Regions from separate parts of the Mus musculus genome. Here region 2 is linked to region 1. The links are chromatin contacts, found by Hi-C or POLR2A ChIA-PET in ENCODE. All regions are on one chromosome and are shown on one strand. The core of a region is the stretch at or near the end of the contact, and the rest is flanking DNA. Distances in the headings are between cores, read along the strand shown. Region 1 overlaps Gm29899 (a long non-coding RNA gene). Region 2 overlaps Nid2 (nidogen 2).

Region 1 (6,325 bases), core at 1,520-4,019:
CATATAGGGAAAATAACATCTGTCCCATAGCACTTGTGTAAAACTGCTTCTTGCCAGTCTTCATTAACTTCTCAATGCCTTCTCTAAAGGTCACCTGCAAGGTGCAAGAGTCTGGTCTAGCCTTAGTCTAGACACACTTCACTTGTATTCTGTGTGATCTTCACCAAACCATTTAAATTCTCCAGACCTCTAAATTAATTTTTAAGGAAGTAAGGAAAACAGTAGTGTCTCCTTGAAATGGTTATGGGCAAGTTGAGTTAGAAACACCGTGTAAACCTCCAGGGTAGTGCCTGGCTGGGTTCCTCCAATGGTTGTTCTGGGATGGACCTCTGTGGGAATGACTGCTGGAGAACAGAGGGTCAGGTGACAAAACAAGTGTGCTAGGCTCCTCAGGGTATTTGATGGCATTAGTACATACAAGGCGATCTTGGTGAGCTGACGATGACAACTGATGCCAGAAAGAATAGATGTGGTAGATTTCTTAACAAGTTTGTTCAGTGCAATCAAGTTGGCAGCTTGCGACTAGCCATGGTGGGGATATTTATATCATGAGAACCACAAACACTATGAAACAGCGTCTTTTCCCTACCAGAACCCCAGGTGGTAAACCCGTAGCAGATCACACTGGCAGGCTGGAAGCAGACACCTACACTGGCATCCCAGCTCCGTGCCTCATCAGCTCTTAAATCTAAAACCAAAACTTCTTGAGCTGGCGCTCACCCAGTGTTTAGCAACAATAAAAGATATGTGTCGTGCTGGCAAGAGTAAGGAGTACCCAGCAAAGCGCCTGGGCTCAGAGCTAAGACTGTTGTGTGCTTTGAACTACAGAGCTTTTCCTATAGTTCTCTGCTTTCCTAGCAACACAGTCGTCTCACTTCAGAAGACAAAGACTTCCAGTGTTATCTGACCATTATGCCTCTCAGCATGTAAATGTCAAATCCATACAGCTCTGGGTTTCATTATGTTGAAATGTTTGGCTTCAAAAATTGCTCTTTGAATTGCTGACTTAACTTTCCTAAGAACAAACACGTAATGAATTTCCAACAATTTCTGAAATTGCTGTCAATATACCTTTGTCACTGTCTGCTAAGTATTTATTTATTCTTAGAATTATAAAGTCAAAATCAATCAATTCTAAAATGTAGAAATAATGAAAAATACTGTCCCACAATATTAAATATTTACCTAAGATTTAATTTTTTACGTATAAATAAATAAGCATATTTCATTAGCATGCAAATTTGTTTTTCTTTAATAAATGATGAAAATACCAAAGCATTACTTTAAAATGAATTATGATTCATTATCAGTAAATAGTTGATGTGTATGACTATTTTATATACCTGTATGTCCAGATTCATGTAAAAATTTCTCAAATGAAAAGGGTTGTAAGAGGAAAAGTTTAAGAATCCCTGCTTTTGGACTGGAGAGATGGCTCAGTGGTTAAGAGCACTTACTGCTCTTCCAGAGGACCCAGGTTCAATTTCCAATACCTACATGGCAGATCAACAGTGTCTGTAACTCCAGGATCTGGTATCTCACACAGACATACATGTAGACCAAACACCAATGCATGTAAAAAGAAATAAAAAGTAAATAAATTGTTAAAAAGAAAGAAAAGAATCCCTTCCCTACAGCTCCCTCAGGCAGCTGAGCCTCCAGCTTCTTGCCTGTACTTGAGAAACACATATGTAAGGGGAAGGACTGTCAAAAGCCAGGCTGGAGGTCAGGGTGCAATTCCAGCACTCGGAAGGATGAGGCAGGAAGACTCCAAGCTTGAAGCTAGCCTAGACTTTATACTGAGCCTGCTCCTTTTCCCAAGAAAGGACCATTAAAAAGAAGAAGAGATAAGATACATGCAAGACTTAAAATGTAACAGCAAACAAAACGATAAACTCTAGTTCCTGTTAAAAACCTAGAGGATACAGATCTCAGCTGAACCTTGCATCTTTTACTTGTTTGGATAAACACTCAATAAAGATAAGAATACCCTCTTGGAGTGAATTGGTCGGCCAGGCTTGGGAAAAGATTTGTTTTGTGGGGGGAAAATTCTATTCAAGTTCTTTCCTTGTTTCTGCTTGAGAAACTATTTAAACAAATTTGAACATCTAAACAAAGATAGTCTTAAAGCCCCAAATCCAAGTGTTCTGGGTCTCCTCCGAGCAGTTTCAACAATGTTGGGCCCAGAGCCAGAACATGTTAGAAACGTTTTGAACTCACCCCACCCTGTCTCCAGGGCCATCCTCCCCCAGAATTTGGTACAGTGCCAAGAATAGGATCTTGCAAATGTCTTAAGGCTTTCATCCTTTCCCCTTAAAAACAAAAGTATCTAAGACCTTGCAATGTAAGAGGCCATAGAGAAGGGAATGCTGGCATAGGGGAACCGTGGGTCAGAGAATGCACTGGAAGACCACTGTCTGCAATACTCTTGCTTTGTGGCAGGAAGAGCCCAGACAACTGCACAGCTGGCTTCCTGTCTAACTCTCCAAGGTTCTCCTTCAGTTCATTCATCATGCAGAGAGCAGCAAGGTCTCACCCCTGATGGAATCCTTGACTCTCTTAGGAGCTCAAGACTATCCAATTGGTCAGCTCTGGGATGGGCCATGGAGTCCCTTGCTCACTGTTGCTATAAAGCATGCACAGGGAGTGGTGGGAATAGAATAGGAAAGACTGATTCTAGACCCTGGTGAGGCTCCGGAAACCACACCTCATGGGCTGGGGAAGGAAGGAGGCAGAGAGGAAGCTTCTGGAAGGCCCTCCTGGGTCAGGGAAGTTCTAATACTTCCTCTTTGTCACTGCTGTCTGCCTCCTTTTGTTGGCAGGGCTGCTAGGAGCCTGGAATGCTTAGTGTACCACCCTAAGCTATTCACATATTACTACCAGTGTGCGCGCGCGCGCGTGTGTGTGTGTGTGTGTGTGTGTGTGTGTGTGTGTGTGTGAGAGAGAGAGAGAGAGAGAGAGAGAGAGAGAGAGAGAGATACTAGCACCAGTGTGTGTGTGTGTGTGTGTGAGAGAGAGAGAGAGAGAGAGAGAGATACTAACACCAGTGTGTGTGTGTGTGTGTGTGTGTGTGTGTGTGTGTGTGTTTGCGTGAGTGTGTTTTATGCATGTGTGTATGTAGAGGTCAAAGTGGTTGTCAGTTGTCTTCACTGAACACTTTTCACTTTATCTTTTGAGACAGCGTCTCTTGAAGAACCCGGTGCTCCCAGATTGACGAGACTGGTTGACTAGTCAGCTTTGGGCATCTGCCTGTGTCTCTACCTCCCTGTGCTTGACCCATTGGAAGTGGAACTATTATGAGGGGTGGCCTTGTTGGAAACAATATGCCACTGTGTGTGTGTGGGGGGGGGGCAGGCTTTGAGGTCTTCCATGCTCAAGCTAAGCGCAAACAAAGTCGATGCCCAGTGTGGACAGTCTCCTTCTGTTGCTTGCAGATAACAATGTAGAACTCTCAACGCCTTCTTCACACTATGTGTGCATGCATACTGCCATGCTTCCTGCCGTGACGATAATAGACTAAACTTCTGAAACTGTAAGTCAACCCCAATTAAATGGGTTCTGTTTGTTTGTTTTGTTTTTGAGTAAGAATTGCCATGATCATGGTGTCTCTTCACAGCAATAAAACCCTAACTAAGACTCTAAGTCTCTAGTCTTTAGAATTTTTCTGGTACACTATTGTATAATAGTTTCCTCTAAGACTGGAACATTTCATCCTGCAGGGAAGCTCCTTAAGTAGGTAAACAACTCAAAATAGTTTTAGGAAGTCCCTAAAACTGAGTAGATTCACTAGGTCTCTCCCTACCAGAGTAAGCATTAAAAGTTGAGGGCTGTCTCAGATGAAATAGGATTCTGAGAGGAGAAAAGGATTCTGAGAGGAGAAAAGTTGCAAAGAAGACTCCAAGACCAGACCAACTGCCTGGAAGAAGCAGAAACCAGCTGAGCTGCCTGGAAGAGGTTAAGACTGGAGTCCCTTGGGATGGACACTCTGCAACCGTTTGAGCTGCTAGCAGACTGTGCTGTGTGTTTCAGGTTTCCCAACTTTGTGAGCTGCTAGCTGTGCTGGGGTGGGCCTTGGTGATGCAACTGTCTTTGAGTCATTTCAGCTCCTATAAGTAACCCTTAACCAATATTCCTGTAAGTAACCCCAGGAAAACTCATTGGTTCACCAAATAGGACTTCGGTGGTTGTAAGTGTTGCAGCTCTAAGGGGGAAAGGCTTCCCCAGTGGAAGTGTTGCAGCTCTGAGAGGAAAGGTATTCTAGCAGTCGGGAACCAAGGAATACCACAAAACCACACTGCACAGCAAACCTCACACAAGAGATTTATTGGAAGACACACAAGAGGGTGGTTTGGATGAGGAGCAGCAGGGAACTTACAGGAGGCCGGCTTTATATAGGGGTTCGTGGGGCATGAGTTTTCCAGGGTGAAGAATTCCAGGGTAGGGATTGGTGAGATCTCAGTGCAAACCCAGGAACTAGTAGGATTTCAGACTCAGGGATTAGTGGGATTTCAAGCTCAGGGACTGGAGGGGTTTAAGGTGGGTTTTGGTGACCTTTCAAATTTGGAAGTGAGCTTGAACCTTTTGCCCTACAGTGGTATCTGTACTTTGGTCTGCTGTGGGTTCCCTATCTAGCTTGGGTAGATGTGTGTTGCATGTCCCCAGGAAAAGTTTTGTCACACAGCACGTACCTGTAGCATTACCACACAATTCCATTGCTGTGGAAGCTAAGAAATAAGCAAAACTATTCTACTCTGTTCCATCCACAAGAGTCCACACAGTGAAATCCTTCTTTGGAAGTTGAGGAATTTACCAATGGTGCATCTAGGGCTTGTGTGGTTTCGCTTCCTTTCAAATGTAATTTTCCCTGTTCACCTGCAAGTTCTTAGACTTCAGTTCTCCTTCTCCAACTTCACTTTGTGAATCCTGCATACCGAGGCTGACCTAGAACCACTGACTGTCAGTAAAGCTCCAGTCCATTTTCCATCTGTGTCACCATCACCTATTTAAAACGAAAATACAGATTCTCTGTCCAAAGGATAAGGTTTTATTGCGGTGTGCTAGGAATTCTCTGCAAAGATGAGTCCTGCTAATATATTTTTACAAGGATGGTTTAAGGGTGAATTTTAGCCAATGGTGGTGGTTCACGTCTATAATCTCAACATGGAGGAGGAGGAAGTAGAAGGTGTGGTGGTTTGAATATTCTTAGCCCATGGGAAGTAGCACTAGTAGGAGGTGTGGCCTTATTGGAGTAGGTGTAGCCTTTTTAGAGGACGTGTGTCACTGTAGGGGCAGATTTTGAGGTCTCCTCCTCGTGCGCAAGCTCTGCCCAGTTCAGAAGAGAGCGTCCTCTTGGCTGCTTACAGAAGAGTGTCTCCTGGACACCTCAGCTCCTTCAGCACCATGTCTGCCTGCACATTGCTATGCTTCCCACCATGATATTAATGAACTAAACCTCTGAAATTGTAAGCCAGCTCCAAGTTTTGTCTTTATAAGAGTTGCCTTGGTCATGGTGTTTCTTCACAACAATAAAATCCTAAGAGAGAAGGATACCTGGAATTCAAGTCTGGAATCCATAGTGAGTTGCAGGTGTGTGTAGACTAGAGCATGTGACCATGCCTCAAAACAACAACAAAGGGATGAATCTTGATGAAAACTATCTGTGGCTTCAACATTTGATCAAATTATAGCTATGGTTCTTCATGGAAGATGTGGTTACCCTTCCCTACACTGGTCCCATTTACTTTGATAGTTGTTTGTTTGAGTATGGACATGGTCCATCAGTGAGCTATGAAGAAGTGGGTGGCTGTGTGGCTTTGGGAAGAGGTCATGCTTGATCCTAAGGTAAACAAAAAGTAGGGAATGACTTTATTGCCAGAGATGACTAAATGATAATGAATGCTGCGAAATTATTTTGTATTTATTTTTATTTTTATGTTCATTGGGTTTTTATTTTGTCTACATTTATATTTGTGACATATGCATGCTTGGTGCCCAGGGGCCAGAAAAGGGTGCTGGATTCCATGAGATTGATACAGATAGTTGTGAACTGCCTTGTGGGTGCTGGGATTGAACCTAGATCCTCTAGAAAAGTAGCCAGTGATCTTAACCACTGAGCCATCTCTCTAGTCCCTAGCAGAGCCAGCCTGAAGCTGTGATTGATGCAGTGTGGCAGAAAGTGGAGCAACTCATGAATTCTTGTTGATGTCTTGTAGATACTAGAAAACCTTACAGATACACTGGTAATTCAGATAGTCATCCCCTATTGCTTGGGTCAGTTGAATCAGGATCTTGGTTACTCACAGTTGAAGTCTTGCATAGCAGGTGA
Region 2 (6,325 bases), core at 2,583-5,082, 44 kb before region 1:
CTGCAGTCGTCATCACACACTAGAAACAAGCATCATGATGTCCTGGTGTGTGAACGCTGCTGGTGCTGAGGGCTGTACGCACACCACCTAGTTTGCTCCTCAGAGCCACATAAGACAGGCACTGACTGCGTGTGCAGAGACCACAGGGTTTAGGGAATAGCCTGGGGTGTGGTAAATCTCTGACTGGAACTCAAGGCAATCCAGCTCTACATCTCTCAAGATTTGAGGCACATTCCACAAAGGAAACCACCCCCACCCCACTCCCACCTCCACAGCTTCGCACAGTCAGCAAGGCTTAGGGAAAAGCAAGGCAAAAGGCTGTTCCTCTTGGGAGTTGCACCAAGACCAGACCTAGTCTATTCTGAATACAGTTAAGGTCTGTATTCCAATCTTTTCCCTGTACCCAGCTCTCATGCTGGAAGCTGGGGGCACAAAACAGGTGCCACTCAAGACACACAAACTTCAAAACAACTATTGTGACCACCTTGTATGCAGCTAATACTGTGTATAGGTGTGCCCAACCTTCTGACATTCTGACATGACACTATCATCTGTGTTGAGCTATATTCATACCCACTGTGAGACAGGGCAGACTGGATAAACTTTGTACAGCTAATTATACCGTATGCAACTTATCAACAGCAGAAAATGTTTATTTTTTCTTGTGCTAAGAAAAATGAAAAAATGACTTTGCAATGATTTTAAATTGCAAATCCATGATGTGAATCGATTTATATGTTGACTCCAAATCTCAGCTTTGTTTCAGAACACTGGAAAGCATCTTTCTGTGACCCCTAAAGCAAACCAAAATCATCAGCTGAAACAGTTACAGAGACTCCTAAAGTCTAACAGTCAAAACAGGCCGTGCCTGGAGGATAGCATCTTATCGGTTATTACTATCTGAAAATAATGTGCAAATATATTGACATTCTTGTGTACTCTGACATTCTTGTCAGCACTCTGATCACCTGTATACTTTATATACACACATATGTAAAATATAACTGTGTATACGTCCTAAAAACAAGAACGAACACAATTATATCAACCTCATTTGTGTTCTATGCAGTTTGGGGCATTCCATGTGACTATTCACTTAACCTAACCCTTGTCACTGTCTTGTGAGGCAGGCATCACGTCCATTTTACAGCTGTGGAAACTCACACATACCTGAGTCCCTGTAATGATAAAACTCTTTGTACGGAGTAATGTGGGCTGTGAAATTCGCTGGGATGAAGGGCACCTGGCCTTCAATGTTGGTCTTAATGCTCAGATAGTTTTCTGGGTCAAGCCCCTCGGCAGTTTGAGTGATACGAACCCTCTCCTCTCCAGGGTGAAAAGTGACTTCCACGTCATGGACAAAGGTAGCACCTGCAGGAGACAGAAACTCAGCAAGTGGGTGACAAGACTCTTGTTTAAGTCATTCTGAAGACTGGCTGGGACTTGGATGATAAAGCACTTGCCTATCATATCAGAGGCGTGGGTTCGACTAGCTAAGAGGAGTGTGTGTGTCCTCTCCCCAGTCTCCTCTGGAGACGGTACCGAAGGAGAGTATGCCACGCCCAGGCTCAGTTCTGGAAAGCTGCAGACCCTCTGATCTCCCGAAGGTCTCAAAGACTCTCAATTCCCCTTGTCCCCGTTCTCTTTAAAATCTAGCATATTAACAGAGTCCATTCCAAAATTACACTAACTTGATACTTCCATGCTGAGGGATGATAGTCGAAAATAGGAATTTACCAGTCATTAAACCATTATGTTTCTTTCTGTAAGAGCAGAAAGCTTTCCACGTACAACAAAACCTCTGCAATTCAAAACCTCCAACAGCCTGGAATCTGAGCACGTTTCTCCAGAAACAAAATCATCCGCAGAGGCTGCCCAGGTACCACATCTGAATCCCGGTTTGCCAGAACTGAGCTCTGCTCACCTGTGAGGCTGAAGCCATTCTCAGAGCCTGGCTTCTCCAAAGCAAAGAGCCAGCCAAACAGACCTCCAATGGGCAGGACAGGGAGCAGGGCCTGGGCTGCCGGCTGTGGGACATGGCTGATGGCAGTGTAGGCTCTGCCATCATTGCCCACGATGTAAGCGTGTAGATCCACGTCAGTGAAGTGCACAGGAATGTGACCCACTCGGAGGCGACCACTCACTTTCCCATTCACTCGGTGAGGTGCCCCTGAAAGACAAAAGCAATCCTTTCAGCCTTGGCCCCCATCAGGCTGGGGACCGGTGTACACAGATGAGCCCACTCTCCTGACCACGCCTCATGCTCACTCTTTGGAGACATTTCTTTACTATTATTGCTGTTCTCACTGTTGGTTTGGGTTTCCTTGCAATAAGCTCTCTGTAGACGCCAACTGAGGATTCGTGATAAAATCTAGGCTAGCCTTCAACTCTCAACCCTCCTGCTTCTCCTGTCTCAACAGTGTTACAGTCATAGTTAGAGCGACATTTAACAAGTCCCTTCTGTGATCGGTTCCTCACTTATGACCCAGTCCTGCCTGTCTCTCTTCCATTCCCCTTCTTCACCCTCCCCTTTAGCTCTACCAAGCTAGAAAGAGGGCAAAATAGAAACGTTTCAAGTCACTCTCAAATTGGGAAACCAGTCCAAACGTATTTATCACTCAGTCATCCCCTGAACCCTTGAAAGTCACTGGTGCTGGGATTCAGGCATCAGAGATGTAAGGACACCAAGCAGAACCCACACTGGAACTGGAAACAGGCAGGGGTCAACAATATACATGCAGCAGCCCCGGCCTGTCAATCACCTTCTGGCAGGCAGTGCTTCCCGTTTCCGTAAAACCTCGACTGGCAGTGGCAGCAAAAGCCAGTGGTGTAGTCGGTGCAGAAGGCATGCTGGGAGCACCGGCCGTGGCTGTGTTCGCAGGTTTCCAGGTTGGCGCCATTATACGTGAAGACTGAAGAATAAAGCAAAGAGCATTAGAAAGCCAAAGGATTCCAGCATCGCTACTACCAAGCTTCGCCAGACGTCACAAGCGCTCCGTAAAACGGCTTGGACTGTAATAAACAAATAGATTTGACGCTACAAAGATGGGAATAACATTCAGCCTGAGGGATTAACTTTATATGTTCTGGCAAGATGCTCAGATCATTGCGGCCAACTGGGTCTTACTACAATGAGGGTGAGCTGAGTGGCCTGAGAGCAGCCTTGCAGACAAACCGTAAGCGCGCATTAGAGTGAAATTTGTGAAATCACTATTTGGTGAGGTGGGGAGAAAAAAAGGCCAAATACTGGCAATTTTGTATGACTCAATGTAAGAGTAATCTTTTGAGAGGAAGTCAAAAGAGAGGAACTAAGAACCAAGGTCTGTCTAACTCTTATGGAACCCAAGCTTAAAGGATGTACACACACTTGCTGCGTCAACACTTGCCGTCAAATGCAGGACTGGGGAGGGAAGAGAGACGACAAGAAACAGGACTGAGGAGCCCCAGGTCCTTGCAGGCTTTGTGCTTCCCAGCTTGAGGATGACTTTCATGCAACAGAAACAGCCTAGTCCACAGAATCTCCACAAAACCACCCTGCACCAGAGGAAGCTCGACCCCCAAATCTCCCACACTCTCTTCCCATTACAGAGAGGTAGCTGTGCAAGAGGGAGACGAAACGGAGAGAGCAAGAACGAGAGGAGCCTGCCCTCAATGCCATCACGCTATCCTCTGCAGAAGAAATGGCCAAAGTGTGCCTGAAAGTTGGGTCACAGGCAGGTGAGTGCTTTCCGCTAGGATGCTGGGCAATACCTCAATTCCAAGCACGGCCACTAGGAGGCAGGGTACTGCGCATGCTTCTGCCTCCCATCCCCCAGAAGTCAGGGTAGTCTGGAGACACCTAGAGAACGCTGATCAAGCAGGAAGGGCAAAGAGTTTTAGTGCACTTTAGCCACTGATGCTGGCCTGAGTGTCAGCTCTGGAAAGAAACAGGCTGTGGTGGCCTTCCAGGGCTATGTTTGAAAACAAGGAACAGGCCAGGGTGGAAAAAACTGAAGACTCAGTATTACTGAGAATAATACCCCAGGCGAGAACAAAAACCAAGACAATGAGAAGATCTAGCTTCCCGATGTGTAACAATGCAGCCGCGACAAAGCCTTGCATCAGCAAACACAAGATTTACAGAGCTAACATTTAAGCAGGCTGAAATACACCATCGGCTTTAACATTAACCCTCAGCTGCACCAGAGCTGGGGGCAGCAAGTGCTACTTTTAATCTGTTTTCCAGATAAAGAAACAGAAGCAGAGGATTGCGGTGAGTCACCTGAAGAAGTCATGAGTGCAGCAAGCACATGAGTCTGAATTCTGAAGGTCCAGATCCCTACTACCCCCCCAGGGGTAATCCAACTAACACTAAGGGCTACAACTGAAGGTTAACAACTAACGGGCGTTTGCAGCATGCTGAGAGAAAACACACAGGTAAGAAGTGGCGAAGGGGACTGGAGGTGGCTCAGCGGTGAGGAGTAGTGAAGGCCCAAGTTTGGTTCCCAGAACTCCCATGGGTGGTAACTCCTGCTCCACAGGATCTACTGCCCTCTTCTGGCCTACTTTTGCACCTACACTCACGTGCACATTCCCAAACACAGACAGACATTAAAAGTAAAATACTTATTGAGAAGTGCTGAGAGCAGTGAGAACATTCCTTTAGCAATTAGACATCCTGGGAAGCAGCAAGCTGAGGGCTCATCAGCTTAGAACACCTTGGTTAAAGAGAAAAGCTGACCTGTCAGAATGGAGTCAGTGATTACGCTGAGTGAGCCCAGCTTGACAGAAATAGAAAATTAGTCATAACTCAACTTTTCAACAAGTGATAGGCATTAACTTTTTTTTAAATAAAAAAAAAGACAAAACTTAAAAAAAAAAGGCAGAATAGATCGTGACAAGAATATCACAGGCTTTTCTATGGAGAAAACTACTTATTGCTATTGGTTTAGGAATGGTGTGTGTGTGTGTGTGTGTGTGAGAGAGAGAGAGAGAGAGAGAGAGAGAGAGAGAGAGAGTGTGTGTATGAGAGAGAGAGAGAGAGAGAGAGAGACAGAGAGAGAGAGAGAGAGAGAGAGATTGGGGATGGATCTCAGGGCCTCCTGCATACCGGATGCTCTTTGTCACTAAGCTATGCCCCTTATCTCAACAAAAACCAGGGTGAGTAAAAAGCTGTAAGTGTGACGCAGATGTGTCAAAGGGCAGAGTTCCCCAGCTCAGACAGGTGCACGTGTACAGGTGTGCTCCTGAGTCAGCACAGGTGCCACTTCAGAAGGTCATAAGCTCTGCTCTGTGAGACCACGGGCAAATGTCACATGCACTCCCTGGCCTCAGAAGTCCCCAACATGCATAGCCAGTGTCTGTCTCTTCACCTCCTTCTGTCACTAGGACACAAAGGCAATCCAATCTTGGTGGACAGGGGAGTCATTTTCAGCTATGTCCGTTAAAAAGAAAGCAGGTTTCCACACACGGCTTGGCTTGCAAATTAAGGGAGGGATAGATGGATTTTGCTGTCTCGTTATTTTGTAAAAACCGTACTGACCCAGACAGACCCTACTTTAAGCCTTATCAAGAAATGAAGAGAGGACCAGAGGCAGAAGAGTTAGGCTAATTCAACTAAGACACTAGATGTGATGATCCTGGGAGCCCAGACACTGTCCAGCAGCTCACACAAGACTTCAAATGCAACTCAAAGTTAGCGTGTGTGTGTGTGTGTGTGTGTGTGTGTGTGTGTGTGTGTGGACTAGCCCATGAGAATCAGCTTCCTCGCTCTTTTGCACTCTCTCCCCTCATTCACCTCACCCCCACCCCCCACCCCTGGGTACCACATAGGTCCCAGGTCATGAGGAATGGTGACTGTCTCTTAGTCCCAGGAAAGAGTTCTAAGTTAATAAGAATCCAGAATGGAAAATGACAAGAGGATTCCTTATAAAGGCTATGCTAAGACTCCAACACCAACCGAAGAATGAACTTCTACTGCTAAGCTAACCTGAGAGTTTATGGAAATTTGTTCTGCAAATGGAACTTGAACCAAGCACATGCCTTTCTCGGTCTGGAGGAGTCCCCGGGCTAAGGAAGCTGTGGTTCATTTAGACCCTCGTCTGTTTACTCTCCTACACAGACACTAGCACACCTTACACCTAAAATGGAGTCGCGCTAGCAAAAGCTAAAAACACCGCAGTTTCCTTTCTTTCACACAATAGGTGAACAAGTATTTACTAAACACTCTAAGCCACGGGCGAGAAGTCAGGCAAACAGTCCTGTTCTCCTGGGCAGCAGCCAGTAAACAAATATGGCTGATCTCAGTGAGCTGGGGCCTTGGGAGTAAGAAGTGATAATGAAGCGC

The links. A loop is a pair of places that touch in the nucleus more often than their neighbours do. ChIA-PET counts read pairs that join two places held with the same protein, here RNA polymerase II (POLR2A).
Region 2: a map of left cerebral cortex shows a loop between it and region 1 (4-fold over the local background). The contact joins two enhancer-like sites. A Hi-C loop is called at or near these places in 2 of 37 maps with a recorded cell type or tissue (both left cerebral cortex). POLR2A ChIA-PET finds 5 or more read pairs at or near these places in 2 of 5 experiments (Patski and embryonic stem cell).

What each region holds. Positions count from the first base shown.
Region 1 is chr14:19,729,980-19,736,304 of GRCm38, reverse strand. Gm29899 (a long non-coding RNA gene) reads right to left here. Exons shown (of 4, transcript XR_874386.1): 3 at 6,301-6,325. Among named protein-coding and RNA genes, the nearest start is that of Gm17030, 18 kb to the right of the region's middle. Within about 2 kb of position 2,769, at least 1 of the 3 ENCODE cell types and tissues checked has a DNase peak (open chromatin) inside an H3K27ac peak, as active enhancers do.
Region 2 is chr14:19,774,583-19,780,907 of GRCm38, reverse strand. It overlaps Nid2 (nidogen 2), which reads right to left. Exons shown (of 21, transcript NM_008695.2): 5 at 2,763-2,912; 6 at 1,925-2,170; 7 at 1,171-1,371. Among named protein-coding and RNA genes, the nearest start is that of Nid2, 26 kb to the right of the region's middle. Within about 2 kb of position 3,832, at least 1 of the 3 ENCODE cell types and tissues checked has a DNase peak (open chromatin) inside an H3K27ac peak, as active enhancers do.